3 separate regions of the Mus musculus genome follow, and regions 2 and 3 are each linked to region 1. Evidence: chromatin loops called from intact Hi-C (ENCODE). Cell type or tissue: gastrocnemius. All regions are shown on one strand. Links, peaks and the distances in the headings refer to the core of each region. The heading gives the core; the rest is flanking DNA.

Region 1 (3,272 bases), core at 373-2,872:
ACTATCTTCATATAAGCAATGCATACCCCTTACTTTAGGGGTTATTTTAAGTTTATTTTGTATGTATGTGTGGTATGTATGTATGTGTATGTATGTATGCACCACATATGGGACTGGTGCCCTTCGGGGACAGAACAGGACATTGAAGTCCCTACACTGAAATTATGGAAAGTTGTGAGCTGCCATGTGGGTGCTGGGAACCAATTCCAGGTCTTCTGCAAGAATAAGCACTCTTAACTACTGAGCTATCTTTCCCACCCAGCATATGCCTTTATTTTTAAATCCCTCTCCCCCTCGTTTATATGTTAATACGAATACATTTTTCCCCCCATTTCTCGCCTGTGATTGCTTGAATCTGCCAATGTGGAACTCAAGGATACGTTGGGTCAACCATACTTTTATTGTTGTTTTGAGACAATGTCTTGTAATGTAAGCTGTTGCTGGTCTAGTACCCATTACGCAGGCAGGCAAGCCTCCAACTCATATCAACCTTGATTTAACCTCTGAGATTCTAGGATTACAGATCTGTATCAGGTGCAGATCTTTTGATATTTTAAGAGGATTTAGGGAGGGGCATGAGTTAGATCTACCATCCCGAACCATAAATATTGCACAAATGGTAGTTTGACTAAATGATGAGATATACTAAAAACATTCAAAGGAAGTAGACTCTTGAAAAACACCACTTAAGTATGACTAACAGCAGAGAAATGAAGTCACAGCGAGCAATTAGCAGATGTAGAGCAGTGGACCTTCAATACGAAAAGGTGATTCTGCTTGATGCTCACTATCTCAATTGAAGTGAAACCCGATTACATAATGTTGTGTTAGAAGTTACCTAGTGGTTGATCTTGGGCTGATTTAGGGTTGGAGGCACACACAGAGATAGAAGAGGAGGAAGAGGAAGAGGAGAGAGGGGAGGAGGAGGAAGAAGAGGAAGGGTAGTTTTAGAAAGCAAAGAACAACTCTAGTTTGGTTTTATTTATTTATTGACTTATTTTATTTATTTGGGGTTTGTGACAGCAGGCTTCTAGAAGTCAACAGGAGTCTGGTCTCTCTCACCATGTAGATTCCAGTGGGTGAACTCAGATCTTCAAATGTGGTCAATGCCTTTATCCACTGAGCTGTTCTGAGCTCCTTGTTTTAGCTTTAAGGATTTAGTCTGTGATTGTTTCCTAAGGAATGCAGTTTCCAGAAAACATCAGGCTCCCTCAGCTCTCTTTTTTGAGACAGGATCTCACTTTATAGCCTTGGCTGGCCTCGAACTCGAGTCTACTTGCCTGGCTCAACCTCCCCAACACTGGGATTACAGGCGCACCACCTTGACCTTCAGTACCTCAGCTGACCCCAGCCAGATGGGCTAAGGCTGTCGGGCCACCTCAGGTCTCTGGGCAGCCCTTCCAGGAACACGCAGCCCGCCCCCCGGCGCGCGGCCGCCGATTGGCCAGGACCGGACCGGGCGTGACGTCAGGCCCCGCCCCGCCGCCCTTCGACCCCGCCCCGCGGGGTGGGCTGGCAGTTTAGTCTAGGGCAGCTGAAACCGGTTTGAGAGGCGGCTGTAACTGGGCTCCTTGCTTCCTCGGGCCACCTAAGGGAGCGCTGGCGAGGCGCTGACGCTCGGCTCCGTCGGCCGCGGCCCAGGCTCTCGGCGCGGCCCGGAGCGGCAGGTGAGGGGGGCCGGCGGTGCGGGCGGGCGCTCACGCGGAGGGGCGGGCGGGCGGGCGGCCTGGTGTTCCGGAGCCGCGGTGCGGCTGGAACCCCGGCTGCCACGCGCGGCTGCGGTCCCACTGAGCGGCGTGACCCAGGACAGCCACGGAAATCCCGGGCGGAGAATAGGGGAACAAAGAAAACGGCGGAGCTGGAGCCCAAGCCCTCGGTGCCTCCCTTCCTCCGCGCCCCCTCAGTCACCTCGCGCCCGCACTGGTGACTCGCGCGGTTTTGACAGCTGCTTCTTTCCCCAAAGTGCCTAGAAATTAGTGCCCGCGAAAGAAACTCCGGGTGACAGTACAGCCGGGCGGGGGGAACCCAGGGCTTTGTGTAGCTCCTCGTCCGTGCCCTCGGTGACGTTTTAGGGCTGCGGTCCCCTTGGCGTCGCCGGCTTGGAGGCAGTGGCTGCCCCGTGCTGCTTCATCTGCCGGGTCCGGCCAGAAGCCCGAGGGCTTGGAAGCCTGGAGTTTGCCGGTTTCTAGCGATTCTCTGACTCTGCAAGCAGCAAGCATGGTCGGGTCTAGAGTCCCCTCTTATACTCCTGTCCCCTGCCACTCTGGGTCTCCTGCCCACTTAACTCTGCCCTTCAAGCTGCTGCCTGCTACATTTCTAACACAATAAGGAAAAGAATAAATACAAGCTGTCAGCCTCCCCTCTCTCCCAAATTGCTCAGTGTTCTAGAAACACACAGCACAAAATAAAACTGGTAAACCCCATGCAGTGGCTTACATACTAGGGGAAATCAGTGTTCTAAACAAAATTTAAATCTGTAAAGAGAGATACAGGAAATTTGCACCCGGAGAACTGGTAAACACAAGAAAACTGAATAATATTTGGTGTGTATAAAAAGTTGGTGGGTGAGTCAACTATTTGTATATAATAAAAACGTGTAATAAATGCATATGAAAATGATATCAACACGAAATGAAAAGCATTTGTAAAAAATCCCACTGCATGTCTAAAGATGATGAGATGTTAATTTGGCTTAAGGACTGTCCAAAGGCTAATGCCTTTGCTTAATGAAAAACCCATTCTTGTCTGCATATGTTTGATTAAAATATTAGCTGAAAGTATATGGAGGTCTGAGAAATGGGGCCATAGTGATCCCCCCACTAACACGGGCAGACATCAGTGTGGTCACTTAACCTGCTTCTTAATTATAGGATATTCTGAGAATCTGCTAGAATCGAGGAGAATTAGAAACAGCTTTTTTTTTCTTTGAAAAGTTTTAAAGGAAAACACAGATGTTCTTTTTTGGCCAGAAATATGTGCTTTAGCTAAAAATACCCACTTTCAGTTCAGCTGTAAGCTAAATGTTTCTGTCCCTTTGGGGTTAGCTTAAATTTCCAGTATGTTTCTCAAGCTGATAAACCAGCTAGGTCTGAAACTAGCTAGGTCCACAGTTGAAAACATTCAGCAAAAAAGAATAAACTTTTTTGTCAGGAGGAACTGTGAAAAGTTTTGATGTCAGTAAGTTATGGTGGGTGACATTTAAAAACTCCTTGAGTCTTTTAACAAACTTCAAATGGGCCAGACACAGGCTGCAATGCACACTTTTTTTTTAA
Region 2 (3,272 bases), core at 461-2,960, 61 kb before region 1:
CAGACACTCAACTCCAGCTCCTAGGAGGTTCAAACCCAAGGTGAGGGAGCTGTGTGAACTTCCTGGAGCAGCCGTGTCTAAGGACTCTTTACCTCAGTCTAGGACAGCTCTGAGGGACTTCCCTGATCTCCTCATAGTATTAGAGGCGGTATTATGAAGGCACCACAGCCTGGCTTCCTTGCATGGCCAGTTCTCTCCTCCAAGATGCTATTCTCAGATAGATACTATTCTCAAGATACTCCTCAGCTTCCTGTGGCATTTCTTCATCTCAAGACATCTTCCTCAACTCCTGGAAAGGGTCCTCCCAGAATGCTGAAGAGGTCTGGGTCTCATTCCAACTCTCCCCAGCCCCAGTACAGGAAAGAAGACTTCATAAGAAAATGGGCACATGTTACCCTGCAAGAGGTACCCAGCAACATGCTGGATAGTCTTAGGTCAACTTGACACACACACTGGAGTTATCTGGAGGGAGGGAACTTCAATTGAAATGATGACTAAAAGCCGGACGTGGTGGCGCATGCCTTTAATCCCAGCAGAGGCAGGCAGATTTCTGAGTTTGAGGCCAGCCTGGTCTACAAAGTAAGTTCCAGGACAGCCAGGGCTGTCCAGAGAAACCTGCCTCGAAAAACCGGAAAAAAAAAAAAAAAAAGACTAAGATCCAGCAGTAAGGAATTTTCTTTATTAGTGACTGGTGGGGGAGGGCCCATCCCACCATCCCATTGTGGGTGGTGCCATCTCTGGGCTGGTGGTTCTGGATTCTATCAAAAAGCAGGCTGAGCAAGCCAGGGGGAAGCAAACTAGTAAGCAGCTGTCCTCTGTGGCCTCTGCATCAGCTCCTGCCTCCAGGTTCCTGCCCTGTTTGAGCCCCGTCCTGATTTCTGTGGATGATGAACACTGATGTGGACATATAAGCAGAATAGACCCTTTCCTCCCAACACTGCTTTTTTGGTCATGGTGTTTCATTGCAGTAATAGAAACCCTAACGAGGACAATCTCTGACCCATCCCAGGGAGATATTAAAATTCTTCCCAAATGCTACACCATTACTTTTGCTATCTTTAGAACACAGGTACAATAATATCCCCGTTAGCCAATAAAGAATATATAACTTCTCCCCCAAAGTCACCAGGCATTTGTTGGGTCTACAGGAGGGTCCCAATAACCTTCTCTGGTTTTGTGGCTGCTGTCTGCTGCGGCAGCTTACAGCGAAGTGTTTTTAGAGTACACCGTCCTCATGTTTCCCTTGGCACCTAAATGAATTCCCAGGGTTATTTCCAGAACTCAGATAAACAAACAGGACCTCAGCCTGAACTAAAAGAGAGATAACCTCAAACAACCTTTCCCTGCCCTTAGGTACGGAGACCTTTTAGCACGTGCCTCAGAAGGGTGGTTCTTACTCCTCCAACAGATCCTGCTGTGGGGCCTCATAATCAGCCAATAGCAATGTTTAGAAGCAGCCTTTCGTGGAATTGTCTCAGAAGACATGATTAATCGAAGGCAGTTTTTGTGGCAGGTCACCAACCAACCCAAAGGACTCTCGCAGGTCAGAAGAGATGTGTACAACCGAGCTGCTCTGGTGTGATGTTGTGGTTTCACCTGACATGCTGGAACCGCTAACTCCACAAGATGTGGGCAGCAAGCACGATAGGATTTCATTTCTCCCTAAGGCAACCCTAAGGGAAGGATATGGATGCAGGTAGACTATTGGATAGGTAATGCTAGGAAGTTGAAATCATAGGCAGGAAGAATAAAGCAGAGAGAGGAGAACAGCTAAGACAGTGCGTGGTGGTTTGAATAGGAATGTCCTCATAGACTCACGTTCCTCTGCTTGGCCCTTAGGGAGTGGCACTATTAAGAGGTGTGGCCTTGTTAGAAGAAGTGTCTCACTGGGGGATAGGCTGAAAGGTCCCCTATGCTCAAGCTGTGCCCAGTGTGGCACAGTCTCCTTCAGCTGCCTTTAGATCAAGATGTAGAACTCTCAGCTCCTTCTCTATCACCACGTCTGCCAACATGCTGCATGCTCCCCACCATGATGATAATGGACTAAACCTTTGAAACTGTAAGCCAGCCCCAGTTGAATGTTTTCCTGTATAACAATTGCTGTGGTCATGGGATCTCTTCACAGCAATAAAAACACAAGGTTGGTTCATAGGTAACCACTGAGGGCAACTGAGACTCAGGGACCTTGGAGGGAACCACAGAGAACCCTCAGAAGCTCTGCTACAGGCTGGAGCCTGCCATGCCTAACCATGGGTCTCACTCTCTGTCAGATGAGCACTGCTCCTGGGCGTGTTAACTCCATGTACTTTCATGTACCCGAATCTGGCTGAGTGACCTTTTACTGCCTAAGAGAGAGCGGAGGTGTTTCCAGGTTAGCTTGAAAACAGAAAACTGGCAAAGTTCATGGAACTGTCTCTCCAAAGTGCCCTGAAGCAGGTGGATGACACTATATGGCAAAACACCCCATAGGCATCTGCTACAGATGCATAATAAAAATATGAGTGAACACGGGGTATGCTGCACACTTGTAATCCCGGAACTCAGGAAGCAGGGTCGGAGGATTACTGAGAGAAGAAGCCCGTGTGACCTATATAGGGAGTTCCAGGCCAACCAAGCTATACGGTGATACTCTGTCCAAAACCCTCAAACAAAACCGAAATATAAATAAAGCGCATCAAGATAAGGGCATGCAGGTTACAGAGGGAGGCACTGACCTTTCCTATGCCAACTTTCCTTTGGCAAACAGTGCTTTTTTCTCTCTCTCACGGCCACTAACAATAGCCCCTCACAGATATCCATGTCACAGCCCTGGACCCTGGTAGGACATAGGATTACGTGGCAGAAGTGAATTAGGTTGCTAATCAGCTTGGAGATTGGGGGTTATCCTAGATTATCCAGCGTGCCTAAAGAAATCATGAGGGGAAAGCGAGACTGAGGTAATGTACCAGCAAACAGTTCCACGGCTCTGCTAAGTGTAGGAGGCTGGGAAACATAGCCTGCCAACTTCCCTTTGCCCCTTCAGGAGAAGGAAGAGGTTCCATGAACAAGGAAACAGACCATACCACATGAATTTGGCCACAAAGCCCTTCCCTTTGTGAGATTTATAATTTTACAACCATGCCAGCAGGTTTTCTGTAGACGCAATCATTTCTTTAAAACAGATCTATTGGATGGAACACAGGGCCCCTAAAGAAGGAGCTAGAGAAAATACTCAACCCTATAGAAGGATCAACAATATGAACTAACCAGTATCCCCTAGAGCTGTGTCTCTA
Region 3 (3,272 bases), core at 461-2,960, 75 kb before region 1:
CCGAAAACACTCTATATTTTCTTTTTCCTCATTTGACAGTGGGTAACTGCACGAAGGAATAGAAGTCTCCAAACTCAACCCTCCCTGAGCTGCCCCAGAGCAAAGCTTCATAAACTGTTCCCATGAGCCTCTTTTTGCCTGAGAAGTTTTTATAGGACCCAGGCATATAAGCATATAAAATAAATTACAAATTAAACATTTTCTGATAAAATCATGAAAAAATATTTTAAAGCAATTCTTTGGGAATTGAATGGTCTGTTATCCCAGCACTTGGAAGTCTGAGGCATATAATTGTTACCATTTATTAAGGAATAAAGCAAATGTGCATAGAAATGAGCTAGATGTTCTCAGATGTTTTACATAAAGAATTAAATTATGACAAATATCTGCTGCTACAAGACACAGCATCTTCAATGTTCTTCGAAGTAGATCAATTCTTTGTTTTTATAATTACCAACAGAGAGTACTTCAATTAAATAAATAGAGCAACATGGCAGAAGTATGTTTAGAACCATTTCAGAGTGTCTCAGTTAGAGTTTTACTGCTGTGACCAAGGTAGCTCTTATAAGGACAACATTTAATTGCGGCTGGCTTACAGGTTCAGAGGTTCAGTCCATTGTCATCAAGGTGGGAACATGGCAGCATCCAGGCAGGCATGGTACAGACAGAGCTGAGAGTTCTACATCTTCATCTGAAGGTTGCTAGCAGAATACTGACTTCCAGGCAGCTAGGATGAGGGTCTTAAAGCCCACATCCACAGTGACACACCTACTCCAACCTCTTAATAGTTTCATTCCCTGGGGTGAGCATATACAAACCATCACACAGAGATTGTTGGAAATTCTTTTTAATTTTTCAGTTATCTGTAAGGGGGCCTGGGAGGTGGCTCAGGAGTTGAGAGCACTTGCTGTAATTCCAGAGGACTTGAGTTTGGTTCCAACACCCATGTCAGGCAACTGACAACTGCCTGTAACTCCAGCTCTAGGGAGGCTGACACCGTATTCTGGACTCATGTGGCACCCACATACAGTGGCACATGTTCACACACACACACACACACACACACACACACACACACAGAGAGAGAGAGAGAGAGAGAGAGAGATATCTTTGAAACAAAGCTTTTTAAAAATTATTTTAAATTTTATTATTAGTATGTGCCTGCGTGTGTGTGTGTGTGTGTGTGTGTGTGTGTGTGTGTGTGCACAGCATGTTTGTGGAGGTCAGAGGACAGCTGCTGAGAGTGTACCCTCTCCTGCCATGTGGGGTCTGAGGACTGAGTTAGGGCTTACAGCTTACGCCATCTCTCCAGCCTGCCTGGAAATTCTGTCCTAAAACCAAAGTAAGATTCTTTTCTTGGTCCTTTTCTCCAGTTTTCTGGACTCAGGGTCTCCTGTGGAGCCCCAACTGGGCTTGAACTCGTGAGGATCCCCCTGCCTCTGTCTACCGAATGCAGAAATTAGAATCACGGGCCACCACACCAGGCTTTACTCTGTGATTGCTTTTTAATGACACTTGAGTGAGTCACTCAAATGGCAATTTTTAAAATCAAGCACTTGACACAATATAATCCAAACGTATACTAATTTAATGCCAAGGAGTATCAGTAGGAAAATATTAAGTGTCTTTGTTTTCTGTACTTAAACTGCTGTGTTTCTATAACAGTAAAAACCAAAAGCACGGCAGTCCACAACGCACACAGGCCTGGAGTCTGAGCAGGCGTGTTTGCGACAGTTCTCCTTGCTCGTTGACCTTGCATCCGGGAACTCACACACTGTAATCAGAACCAAGGCTAGGTTAAAACTGCATGGCGCTGTGCAGCAAGAGTGAGCTCTGGCAGAAACAGCTTAGATTTATGAGGCATTTGACTTTGAATTAAATTTTAATTCTAGGGGTTCAGTAACCTTTTACTGCTTCCAGATTTTTTCTGTGCCCTCTCTCGCATTCAGTAGCATAACCCGATATGGGGTGTTGATCCACAGTTTAAGAAACCGAGCTCTAGACAGCCCTAGGGCCATCCCCCTCCCCGGCCCCCCTCCCATTCATCCTTTTGATGCTGATCTGAGGCGATGCATGGCCTACAGTCTTCTAATGTTACTGCCACATGTTTTTCTTTTACAAATTCTAACACGGATTTAGGGGCTCCAGAGAAACTACAGCATGCAAGGAGGCCAGAAGGCCTTTTGTTCAGCAAAAAGTCCCATGTCAGCCCCTTTTCTCTCTACCCTTCCTTGCTTCCTTCCTTCCTTCCTTCCTTCCTTCCTTCCTTCCTTCCTTCCTTCCTTCCTTCTTTCCTTCCTTCCTTTTTTCCTTCCTTCCTTCCTTCCTCTCTTTTGTAATACTCAAGCAAGATTTTGGTTCCCTTTCCTATATAAATTCTTTAAATGTTTTTTTATGCTGAAAAAAAAAAATCTAATCTAAATTCTTTGATCAAGGTTAAGTCAATTCTTTTTCAGTTAACTTACAGAGACCCACCAACCTCTGCCTCCTGAGTGCTGGAATTAAAGTTCCGTACCACCACACTAAATGCAAAACAAATTTTTAAGTTAAAAAAAATTTTTTTTAGTTACAATAAATTAATTTTTACTCATTTTTTTTGACATCAAGGAAGTTAGAAGGTTGTCAAATATTTCCAATCCATTAGATATGGCGGTAGTTGGGTTATGTTCATAGATTTTTTTTTTTCCCAAGATAGGGTTTCTCTGTATAGCCCTAGCTGTCCTGGAACTCACTCTGTAGACCAGGCTGGCTTCGAACTCAGAAATCCACCTGCCTCTGCCTCCTGAGTGCTGTGATTAAAGGTGTGTACCACCACGCCTGGCTTATGTTCTTAGATTAAAAAAAAAATTATTTATTCTCTCATATATTACATCCTGATAGCAGTTTTTCCTCTTTCCTCTCCTGCCAGTCCCCCTCATCCCATCCTCCTTGTTTTCCTTCAGAAAAAGGGGTGGATGCCTCCCTTGGATATCAACCAAATTGGCATGCCAAGTCCCAGTAAGACTAGGCACCTCCCCTCACATTAAGCCTGGATGCGGCATCTCAGGAGGAAAAGGATCCCGAAAGCAGGCAAAAAGGTCAGAGACAGCCCCTGTTCCCATTGTTAGGAGTCCCACAAGAAGACCAAGCTACACAACTATAACAAATATGCAGAGGACCTAGGTCACACCCATGCAGGCTCCCTGGTTGTCAGTTCAGTCTTTGTGAGCTCCCATGAGCCCAGGTGGGTTGATTCTGTCAGTTTCCCTGTGGTGTCCTTGACAAGTCTGTCT

Evidence for each region. A loop is a pair of places that touch in the nucleus more often than their neighbours do. Peaks named below come from ENCODE experiments on the same cell type or tissue, not always from the same donor. Only the 100,000 strongest peaks of a DNase experiment are listed, where the experiment ranks them.
Region 2: a loop joins it to region 1, with 5 times the contacts of the local background. A loop is called at or near these places in 7 of 42 quality-filtered maps.
Region 3: a loop joins it to region 1, with 6 times the contacts of the local background. A loop is called at or near these places in 2 of 42 quality-filtered maps.

What each region holds. Positions count from the first base shown.
Region 1 is chr2:132,576,463-132,579,734 of GRCm38, reverse strand. It overlaps Gpcpd1 (glycerophosphocholine phosphodiesterase 1), which reads left to right and starts at 1,487. Exons shown (of 20, transcript NM_028802.3): 1 at 1,487-1,667. In gastrocnemius, for the core only: a CTCF peak has its summit at 1,588; DNase peaks (open chromatin) are centred at 1,480 and 2,018; H3K4me3 peaks cover 1,838 bases; H3K27ac peaks cover 2,213 bases.
Region 2 is chr2:132,637,596-132,640,867 of GRCm38, reverse strand. The region is part of intron 4 of AU019990 (expressed sequence AU019990); the gene reads right to left. Among named protein-coding and RNA genes, the nearest start is that of AU019990, 41 kb to the right of the region's middle. In gastrocnemius, for the core only: no CTCF peak of the experiment used is centred there; no DNase peak of the experiment used is centred there; H3K4me3 peaks cover 329 bases; H3K27ac peaks cover 2,500 bases.
Region 3 is chr2:132,651,298-132,654,569 of GRCm38, reverse strand. AU019990 (expressed sequence AU019990) reads right to left here. Exons shown (of 6, transcript NR_033468.1): 6 at 1,503-1,774. Among named protein-coding and RNA genes, the nearest start is that of Shld1, 34 kb to the left of the region's middle. In gastrocnemius, for the core only: no CTCF peak of the experiment used is centred there; no DNase peak of the experiment used is centred there; H3K27ac peaks cover 2,297 bases.